2 separate regions of the Homo sapiens genome follow, and region 2 is linked to region 1. Evidence: read pairs that join two places in POLR2A ChIA-PET (ENCODE). Cell type or tissue: MCF 10A. All regions are shown on one strand. Each heading gives the region's core, and the rest is flanking DNA. Links, peaks and the distances in the headings are about the cores only.

Evidence for each region. Peaks named below come from ENCODE experiments on the same cell type or tissue, not always from the same donor. Only the 100,000 strongest peaks of a DNase experiment are listed, where the experiment ranks them.
Region 2: POLR2A ChIA-PET joins it to region 1 with 6 read pairs; 2 of 35 experiments call an interaction of 5 or more read pairs at or near these places.

What each region holds. Positions count from the first base shown.
Region 1 is chr17:15,473,476-15,478,856 of GRCh38, reverse strand. The region is part of intron 4 of TVP23C-CDRT4 (TVP23C-CDRT4 readthrough); the gene reads left to right. Among named protein-coding and RNA genes, the nearest start is that of CDRT3, 5.3 kb to the right of the region's middle. In MCF 10A, for the core only: no CTCF peak of the experiment used is centred there; a DNase peak (open chromatin) is centred at 3,066.
Region 2 is chr17:15,407,499-15,412,879 of GRCh38, reverse strand. It overlaps the pseudogene RN7SL792P. Among named protein-coding and RNA genes, the nearest start is that of CDRT4, 57 kb to the left of the region's middle. RefSeq lists an enhancer at 2,618-3,118. In MCF 10A, for the core only: no CTCF peak of the experiment used is centred there; a DNase peak (open chromatin) is centred at 2,999.

The DNA.
Region 1 (5,381 bases), core at 382-5,381:
CAAGGTGGATCCCCACCCTAAATTTAGTTTGGATGTCAAGATTGACGCCATCACACATACCAAGAGAGCATGCACATGTTTATTACTTACATCAAGCTTGTCCAGCCCACAGCCTGCGGGTCGCATGTGGCCCAGGATGGCTTTAAGTACAGCCCAACACAAATTTATAAACTTTCTTACAACATTTTGAGATTTTTTTTTTTTGCTAGTTGTTTTTTTTTTAAGCTCATCAGCTATCGTTAGTGTTAGTGTATTTTATGTGTGGCCCAAGACAATTCTTCTTCCAGTGTTGCTCAGGGAAGCCAAAATATTGGACGCCCCTGACTTACATGATGAGGCTTTCTGGGGAAGAACAGGGAAGACATCCCAAGCTAGTTCAAAACAGCTTGGGAGAGCAAGAAAAAAGACTGGCTTGGGATTTGATTTTCATTTATTTTTATTTTTAGAGATGAGGTCTCACTATGTTGCCCAGGCTGGTCTTGAACTCCTGGGCTCAAGCAATCCTCCCACCTTGGTCTCCCAAAGTGCTGGGATTACAGACATGAGCCACCATGCCCGGCCAAGGCTTGGAATTTTTTTTTTTTTTTTTTGAGACGGAGTCTCGCTCTGTCGCCCAGGCCGGACTGCGGACTGCAGTGGCGCAATCTCGTCTCACTGCAAGCTCCGCTTCCTGGGTTCACGCCATTCTCCTGCCTCAGCCTCCCGAGTAGCTGGGACTACAGGCGCCCGCCACCGCGCCCGGCTAATTTTTTGTATTTTTAGTAGAGACGGGGTTTCACCTTGTTAGCCAGGATGGTCTCGATCTCCTGACCTCATGATCCACCTGCCTCGGCCTCCCAAAGTGCTGGGATTACAGGCGTGAGCCACCGCGCCCGGCCGGCTTGGAATTTTTAATAGTGGTTACAATGTGGGCAGGGGCTTGTGTGGTTTGGATTTCCTGCTTGCACCAACAAAGAGCATCCAGACTTTCACATGAGCTTGCCCAGATGCAAGGCACAAGGGGGTGAGGGAAAGGGAAGGCTTAAAAGTTGTTAGCAGGCCGGGTGTTGTGACTCAAAATACTGTAATCTCAGCATTTTGGGAGACCTAGGTGGGTGGATCACTTGAGCCCAGAGGTTTGCAACCAGCCTGAGCAAAATATTGAGACTCCTGTCTCTCCAAAACAATAAAAAATAAATAAACAAATAAATAAATAAATGGCTAGACATAATGGTGTGCACCTGTAGTCCCAGCTGTTTGGGAAGCTGAAATGGAAGGATCGCTTGAGGCCCAGAGTCTGAGGCTGCGGTAAGCTGTGTTCGCACCACTGCACTCCAGCCTGGGTGATAGAGTGAGACCCTCGTCTCAGAAAAAAAAAAAAAAAAAGTTGTCAGCAGTCAAAAAAAATAGATTTAGACTATTACAGCAGAAGGAGGAAGGCCAGTTGGGTGCTGTTGTGGTAATCTAGGCCAATGGTTCCCAGACTTTTGTTAAAGATACAGCTTCCTATTCTTTTAGCACATTTGAAATGTACAATACGTTATTATTAACTGTGGTCACCATGCAGGGCAACAGATCACTAAAACTAATGAATTCAGTCTAACTGAAATTGCGTCTTCATCAATATCTCTCCTTTCCCGGCCTCTTTCCTCTATCCACCCCTGCTGCCCCCACCACAGCCTCTGATATCAGCTTTCTACTCTGTTTCAGTGAGATCAACGTTTTTAGATTCCACTTATAAATGAGACCACACAGCATTTGTCTTTCTGAGTCTGGCTTATTTCACTTAGCATAATGCCTTCCAGGTTCATTCATGTTGTTGAAAATGACGTAATTTCCTTCTTGTTAAAGGCTAGCTAGTATTCCGTTGTGTATATGTACCACGTTTTCTTTATCCATTCATCTGTTGATGGACACAGGTAGATTCCATATCTCAGCTGCTGTGAATAGTGCTGTAATGAACATCAGAATGTGGTTATTTCTTCGATATATGAATTTTAGTTCCTTTGGATAAATACCCAGAAGTGGAATTGCTGGATGATATGGTGGTTCTATTTTTTCATTTTTTCAGGAACTTTTGTACCATTTTTCATAATAGCTGTGCTAACTTACATTCCCACCAACAGTGTAAAAGGGTTCCCTTTTCTCCATATCCTCACCAACACAGCAAGTGTGAGGTGATAATCTCACTGTGGTTTTAATTTGCATTTCTCTGATGATTAGAGATGTTAAATATTATTTCATACGCCTGTTGGCTGTTTGTATCTCTTTTTTTGAGAAATGTCAGTTCAAATCCTTTGCCCATTTTTTAATGTTTTTTTACCACAAAAATGTAAGTTGGTGAGCTGAGGATATGTTAATTAGCTTGACTGAATCTTTCTATAATTTATACATAGATAAAAACATCACATTGTGCCCCATAAGTGTACACAATTATTATTTATCAACTAAAATTAATAAATAAATCAATACACTTAAAACATTTAAGAAAACACTAAAAAACAAAAACTAACCAAACAAACAAACAAAATACAGCCTCTTAGACTTCACTCCAGATCTATTAAACCTACATTCCAGGGTGTGGATTATGGAAATAGGTGTTTGTAAATAGCTCCCAAGTAATTTAGAAGTACCTTTCATGGAATGACATTTGGGAACACTGGGCTATCATAATGAAAAAGAGAGCAAGGATTGAGAAACACTGGACAAGAGAGTCCAAGATATAAGACCCAGGGGAACCTTTAAAAATTTGCACATTTTGGGACTGGGTGACATGTGGTTGGAAGGAACGCTGGCTTATGGATTTTGCGGAGGGAACGGAAAATCTTATGGGTCTATCTAGAAAGCTGTGTGGATGTGATTGTGAATCTCCACACACATTTCTATGTGCATTACCCACCGTATGCACTCAAAGCGTGGAAAACATTTCACAGCCTGCTCGACTCCTCCCGTCTCAGCAGGCTGTGTATCTCCAGAGTTACTTTGGGGAGTGTGAACTCATACTATTAGTTGCCAATGAAAAATGGAATTAACTATGAGACTCTCTTGCAAAATAAATTACGTAATGTGTTCCAAAGATGAAAGAAATTCCTAAGGGATTGCCTGCCCTTCTGGATAACTATATTGCCACATTCTTTCTCTCTTGAGTTGAGAGTTAAGGGTTGACTGGGTAAAATCTGTCTTGTGCTCCATCATGAAAACACAACTCAGAGCTGGTTTTTGATGTACATCTAAGAGAAGTAACAGACAACTCAAAAGATTTGGGCCACCAGAACTGGTAAGAAAGTGCTGAAGGAGCCAATGGAGGGAGCACTTGTGTATATGTGGCTTGGTGTTTAATTCTGTTGGTTGTTTGCCATCTTCTTAACAACTTAGTAACTTACATAATTTGTTGATCGATCTCTCATCCTCTCAGGTTGCTGGTTTGGAAGGGACAACATGAGAAAATCAACAGGAAACTGATGTCTAAAACTATCCATCATCTATCTAGATATCCACTTAGCTAAGCAATATAGTCTATCACTGTGTGTTCTTTTCTTTTCTTTTCTTTTCTTTTCTTTTCTTTTCTTTTCTTTTCTTTTCCTTTCTTTTTTGAGACGGAGTCTCGCTCTGTCCCCGAGGCTGGAATGCAGTGGTGCAGTCTCAGCTCACTGCAAGCTCTGCCTCCTGGATTCACACCATTCTCCTGCCTCAGCCTCCCGAGTAGCTGAGACTACAGGTGCCCGCCACCACGCCCGGCTAATTTTTCATTTTTGTATTTTTAGTAGAGACGGGGTTTCACTCTGTTAGTCAGGATGGTCTCGATCTCCTGACCTCATGATCCGCCCGCCTTGGCCTCCCAAAGTGCTGGGATTACAGGCGTGAGCCACCACGCCCAGCCCACTGTGTTATTTTCTTTTTGTATTTTTCATCTATTTTCTTTCTCATCTTGCTTTCAGCATTTATTTGGAAAAAGAAAGTTCATTAGATATTTCTCTTTTCAAACACCTTTATGAGATATAATTCACATTCCATATAATTTTACAATTTAAATCATACAACTTAATGGTTCTTAGTGTCTTTACTTAAGTTGTACAACCATTGCCACAACCAATTTTTAGGACATTTTCCCCCCAAAAAGAAACCTCTTAGCCTTTAGCAGTCACTTTCCAAATATCCTATTCTCTCCCAGCACTAAGAACTCTACTTTCTGTCTCAATGGACTTGTCTATTCTGGATATTTCATATAAATGGAATCCTACAATATGTGGCCTTTTGTGACCAGTTACTTTCACTTAGCCTAATGTTTTCAAGGTTTATCTGCACAGTAGCTATTTTTCTTGAAAAGAACCCTTGGATCAGGTAAGACACAAATGAACACAACTCTCTGTATTGCCTTAATGGAAGTAGAGAAGGAAATTTTGCATTCTGTAGTTGCCCAAGGAAGTACTGTTGAATTAATTTTGCTTTATTTAAACTAAGGTGCTAGACACTGAATCTCCCAATAGGATTGGGACACAAGTCCTGTCTTTCAAAATAAAATGCTGGTCAAGCAGGTAGACTGCGGAGCCAAACTGCCTGGGTTCCAATCCTAGCTCTGTGCGCCCATCCTGTTGGTAGTTGTATGACCTTGAGCAAATTATTCAACCTCTCTGGGGCTCAGTTTCCTCATTTGAAAAATGGGGATTAAAAATTGTACCTAGCTTCAAGGGTGGCTGTGAGGGCCAAGTGAGATCATGGATGTAAAACTCTTGGCATGTTGCCTGCCCACTGATAAGCCCTCAATAAAGGCTGGCAATAATTACCAAAGTTCTTATTCAAAGAACTATAGTCCGATACGGTATAAGTGTGTCAAAAGAAGTATGATCAAAGGGCCATGGGGCACAGCAGAGGGAACATCAGTTCTATACTGGGTGGGTAGTCAGGGAGAAGAATCCTTTTTATGTGGGATTGTAATCTGGAGCCTAGATCCAGATGTGGTCTACAAAATATGTTTGGGGGCTACTGTTGTGTTTTAAAGATTTTGAAATTCAACTCCTTTAGACAGGCAGTCACCCCTACCACAACTTAATGGACCAAACTGGTTTGTTAGGGACATTAATGTTGCTTGAGTTCTGTGCCCCACGATGGAAGGTGACCTTTGACCTGGAACTTAAAGGTTGGCTTTGAATTAGCCAGACAGAGAGCAAAAGGTGATTGGTGTCACTCTTTCTCTCTTTTTTTTTTTTTTCAAGACAGAGTTTCTCTGTCGCCCAGGCTAGAGTGCAGTGACCATCTCGGCTCACTGCAAGCTCCGCCTCCCAGGTTCATGCCATTCTCCTGCCTCAGCCTCCCGATTAGCTGGGACTGCAGGCACCCACCACGGCGCCCAGCTAATTGTTTGTATTTTTAGTAGAGACGGGGTTTCACCATGTTAGCCAGGA
Region 2 (5,381 bases), core at 240-5,239, 66 kb after region 1:
AGGGAAGGGTGAAATCACCAAGCCTGAGTTCTGGGGAATTTCTGCAAATTCCTCAGATGAGGGCAGAATGGCCTGGACAGCTGCAAAGTGAGCACGTGTGAAAGAAAAGGGAGGGGCCCCCAGAGTGACCGCCAGTCACTCTGGGGCTGGCACCAAGGGTGTGCGCCGGCCATGGGGCTGTCAGTGCGCATGGTGGTGGAATTGTGTCTCCTCCACCCCAGATTGGCACGTGGAAGTCCGAACCCCCAGTACCTCAGAAGGTGACTTCATTTGGAGATAGGGTCTCTATAAATGTGATCAAGTTAAAGTGAGGTCATTGGGGTGGGCCTTAATCCAGTGTGACTGGTTTCAAACAAAGGGGAAATTTGGACACAGAGACAGACATACAGGGAGAAGGCCATGCCGTGATGAAGATGGATCCATACGCCCGGACAGGGGCCCGGAACAGCTCCTTCCCACAGTCCTTAGAAAGGACCTGCCCTGCCAGCATCTTGATCTTGGACTTCCAGCCTCCAGAATTGTGACACAGCCAATTTCTGTTGTTAAAGCCAGCCAGCTTGTGTCAGTTTTACAGCAGCCTTAGGAAACTAATCCAGATGGGTACCCTGGACCGGCACCCAGGATGCCAGTGACGTGGAAATACTGTTGCTGGGGCTCACGATGAGATGGTGGAGTCCCTGGAAAGGGGCTGCAGAAAACCAGTGAAGAACGACATTGCTCTTGAGGGCTGGGCCTCTGGTTTTTGTCTCCGGGGATGGATTAGTTGAGATGAGATTTTCAGCTGAAGCAAGAAGGCCCAGATTTAGTAGAATCACACTGGATTAGGGCCCATCCCAATGGCCCATCTGACTGCCCTTCACTGCTCAGCAAAGACAGGGTGGGGCTGTCTCCTGATCTTGCCAGATGAGGTGGAGTCCTAGGGAGTTCTCAGCTGACTGGATTTCCAATTTTGCAAAACAAAATTTCAGATCCAACTAAATTTGGGCCTTCTTGCTTCAGCTGTAAGTCTCATCTCAGCTAATCCATCCCCAGAGGTACAAACCAGAGCCCCAACCCTCAAGAGCAATGCCTGTCTTCACTGAAGGTTTTCTGGAGGAGGAGGCAAAGTGCGTGCTCTGCTACAGTTTCTTTTGATGAATGAGGTCTCCACTTCTTCCACTTCCCTTCTCTCCTCCTGCTCCAAAGGCCACAAGACAGAGCAATTGCTCAATGCCTTCTCTCTCTCTCTCTCTCCTCTCTACTTCTTTTCCCCCCTAAAATCCCAGCTGCACCTCTTCTGCCCTACTTTCCCTCCCCTTCTCTGTTCCAGCTCTGTCCACTTCCTTCCCCATTTTGTGTATTTCCCCCGTTTTTGCTAGCGTTATGCTCTTCCGTATGCAGATCAATTTAGCTTCTCTTTGCTTTTTCTAGTCTCTTCTGCAGCCTTTGTTTCAGTAAGAACAACAAAGGCAGCGCCAGGAATCAGCTGGACCAGACTAGAGAAGATTCCTTCCTCATTTTAAGGAGGAGGTTGCAAAGGCATCATTTTAAAAATATAAAATTATATTTATGTATGTATGTTTTTTAGTCCCGGTCACATAGGAAAAATATAAACTTTACCTTTTCTCTTTGTTTAGGCCTAAAATGTTCCTGTACAGAAGGCTTTAGTCTCAGAAAAAACTTTGAGTTCCCCAACCAGAAACATATAAACCTCTTTATTTTTATTTATTTATATTATTTTAGACAATATTTCGCTCTGTCACCCAGGCTGGAGTGCAGTGGCGTGATCACGGCTCACAGCAGCCTCGACCTCCCAAGCTCAAGTGATCTTCCCACCCTAGCCTCCCGAGTAGCTGTGACTACAGGCATGCACCACCATGTGCAGCTATTTTTTTTTTTTTTTTGGTCGAGACGGGGTCTTGATGTGTTGACCAGGGTGGTCTCGAACTCAAGTGATCCTCCTGCCTCAGCCTCCCAAAAGTGCTAGGATTACAGGCATGAGCCACTCCACCCAGCCGTAAACCTCTTTAAATGGCTACCAAACTTAACTACCATCTTCTCTCAATGCCACTGTTTCCTTTACAACATTTTCCGTTTTTGATTTAACATATAATATGTGTTTCCTTTAGAAAAAATGCACAGAGAAGCTAAAAGAAAAGAAAATTAATTCCACTACTTAGAGATCATCACTGCTAACACCTTGGTATATATCCTTTTAGATTTTGTTTTATTGAAATATACACATGAATATATATTAATCTGCCCAAGAATATATATTTATAAAAGTGGGATTAAACACATACTATTTACATATTTATGAAAATGGAATGAAATACATACTCCTTCATAAGCCCTGCCGTCTTTCCACATCAACACATTTATTTAAAGCATCATTTTCAGTGGCTGCCCAAGTCATGGTGGAGGATCAGAGGCAAATCCTCTTCTTGATGAGGATGAGGAGTGAGGATAGGAGAAGGAATTAGAATCCGTGGCATTGCCAAGCCTGGATGCGCAGGTGCTCATGAAATAATTGTTGATGGATTAAGCAAAACATTAAAGGAAGATTTCTCAAAGAGGACAGCTAATTTATTCGGGATGAATTATAACTTTTTTAATAGAAGGATTTTAGATCGTGGGAGAGTTGGCCTGAACTGCCTTGAAGCATAATATTTCCCAGCAACTCTGCTCACTCAGGCATGCAGACTCATTTTAAATTTGAGTTTAAAAGTCCTACATCTAACGGCCAGCTGCCAGAACTCACTAATGAGGGTGTCCGTGAATCTGGAGGGCCTCTTCACGGAGATGGCATTTGGGTGAAACTCTCAGGCTTGTTCTACGGATTCAAGATATTCACTAAATCTGGACATACTTGAGGAACCACCCACACTTTAGGGAACTTTTTAAACCAAACTTTCTGGGATTTATGCATCACCACACAAAAATTTCCCATGACTTACATGACCAAGAGGGAAAACAATGCTGGTTTTCATAAACACTCAAATCTCTTGGCTCAGGACACAGTGGCTGAGGAGACACCATGAACTGAGCAGAATCATACGGGCAGCCACACGTTCTCAGCTGCGGTCGGGTGCAGAGGCACCGGCGCTGCCGTCTGGCACAGGTCTGCGGGATGGCCGTGGCGGTGCATCAGAGCAGGGTGGTAGAGGTGCTGTGTGTCTTAGTAAATGGCCTGGGGCTGGAAATTATTGCTGAGATAGCTGGCGTTTTTAATGCGTATTCCAGGCAGTCTGGGGGCTTCCGGCCAACCTATGTGAACTTAAGGGAAACAAAATCATTCTCTTTTGAAATGCCTCCATTACCAAAAACGGACTCTTGTTATCTTGAACTCAGTCATGATCAGATGACGGAAAAATCTCAGCCTGGCAGTTCCCTTCTCCTAACTACTGTCTCAGAGATTCTCAATGGAAGCATCATGAAGTTATCTCCTTTCGGTGGCCAACTGCTTGGAGTGCAGATAGGTTCCCTGCCCTGCCCTACGCAGGGGGTTCTTCATGCCCTTCCCATGAATTAGGAAAACTGGGGCTATTTCAATGGTACAACAGGGTTGGTCTATAAAAACCCCTTTCGTTTGCCAAAACAAACAAACAAACAAACAAACAAAAAAAACCTTTGTATCTCTGGTGATACGGTATAGAAGAATATGTCCCCAAAAGCCCACCGCATCTCGCACCCTAAGTAGATTCGATTTGCTGACCCTGGGATCTGTCCTTGCCTTCTCCATCCCCTTTCAGCCCTAGGCATTCATGCCTCCTTCTAGCGCTTTCACTTCCCTAACCCCTACATTTACCAACAATTTTGATCAAAGCTAACTTTGTAATCACAGGTTAATTTCACCTTTGGGTGGCACAAGAGCTCCACCTGGGTACTCAGTGTGCTGGGGATGACTGGGGTGCAGCACAGGCACCAGGCACCAACCTGGCCCCCACCTTCCCCGGCACCCAGCACCTCACCAAGGACCACTCTCTGCTCCTGCTTCCCTTACAGGTTATTTACCCAGGTGCTGGAAGTCTGGTTCCTTCTAATGGGCTCCATAGCTTTTTGGTTCACCTCCTTGAACAGGGTGAACTGTAAAAGAGAGGCACCGATCTTTAGGTCAAAAGGCTCTGACTTTTTTTTAATTTTTAGATTTAAAAAATTGTGGTAAAATACACATGACATAAAATTTACCATTTTAAACATTTTTATTTTTTTAGAGATGAGGTCTTGCTATGTTGCCCTGGGCGGAATGCAGTGGTATTTACAGATGCATCCCCAGTACTGATCAGCATGGGAGACTTGACCTGCTCCGTTTCCGACTTGGGCGGGTTCACCCCTCCTTAGGCAACCTGGTAGTCCCCTGCTCCCAAGAGGTCACCATATTGATGTGGAATTTAGTGCGGACACCCAATTGGCATAGCCCAGAACTATAGCCTAGATATCCTGGGCTCAAGCGATCCTCCCACCTCAGCCTCCTGAATAGCTGGGACCACAGCTAGGTGTGTGCCACCTTACCTGGCCATCTTAATTATTAAGTACATTCATATTGTTGTGCAACCGTCACTGCCACCCAGCCATAGAACTCTTTTTATCCTCCCAAACTGAAACACCAGAGCTCCTAAACAATTCTCCACTCCCCTCTCCCCCAGGCCCTGGCAACCACCATCCTACTTTCTCTACGAGTTTGGCTACTCAGTATGTGTCATATGAGTGGGATCATATAGCATTTGTCCTTTTGGGTCTGGGTTATTTCACTTAACATAGTGTCCTCAAGGTTCATCCAGGTTGTAGTGGATGTCAGAATTTCCTTCCTTTTTTTTTTCTTTTGAGACAGAGTCTCATTCTGTTTCCCAGGCTGGAGTGCAGTGTGGGATCTCGGCTCACTGCAAACTCCACCTCCTGAGTTCAAGCAATTTTCCTGTCTCAGCCTCCTGAGTAGCTGGAATTCAGGCTTGCACCACCATGCCCGGCTAATTTTTGTATTTTTAGTAGAGACGGGGTTTCACCATGTTGGCCAGGCTGGTCTCAAACTCTTGACCTCAGGTGATCCGCCTGCCTCGGCCTCCCAAAGTGCTGGGATTACAGGTGTGAGCCGCCATGCCCGGCAGAATTTCCTTCCTTTTTAAGGCTGAATAAGATTCCATTGCATGAATATGCCACATTTTGTTTATCCACTCATTGTTGATGAACACTTAGGGTATTCCACCTTTTGGCTATTGCGAATAATGGTGGTATGAATATGGGTGTTCAAATATGGACCTAAACTATGAGATCATTGTAGATTCACATGCAGTTATAGGAAATAATATAGGGGAGTGTGTGTGTGTACATGTATTTAGTTCTGTGCAATTTTATACTTGTGTAGGGTCATATGGCCATCACCAAAATCAAGATACAGAGCAAGG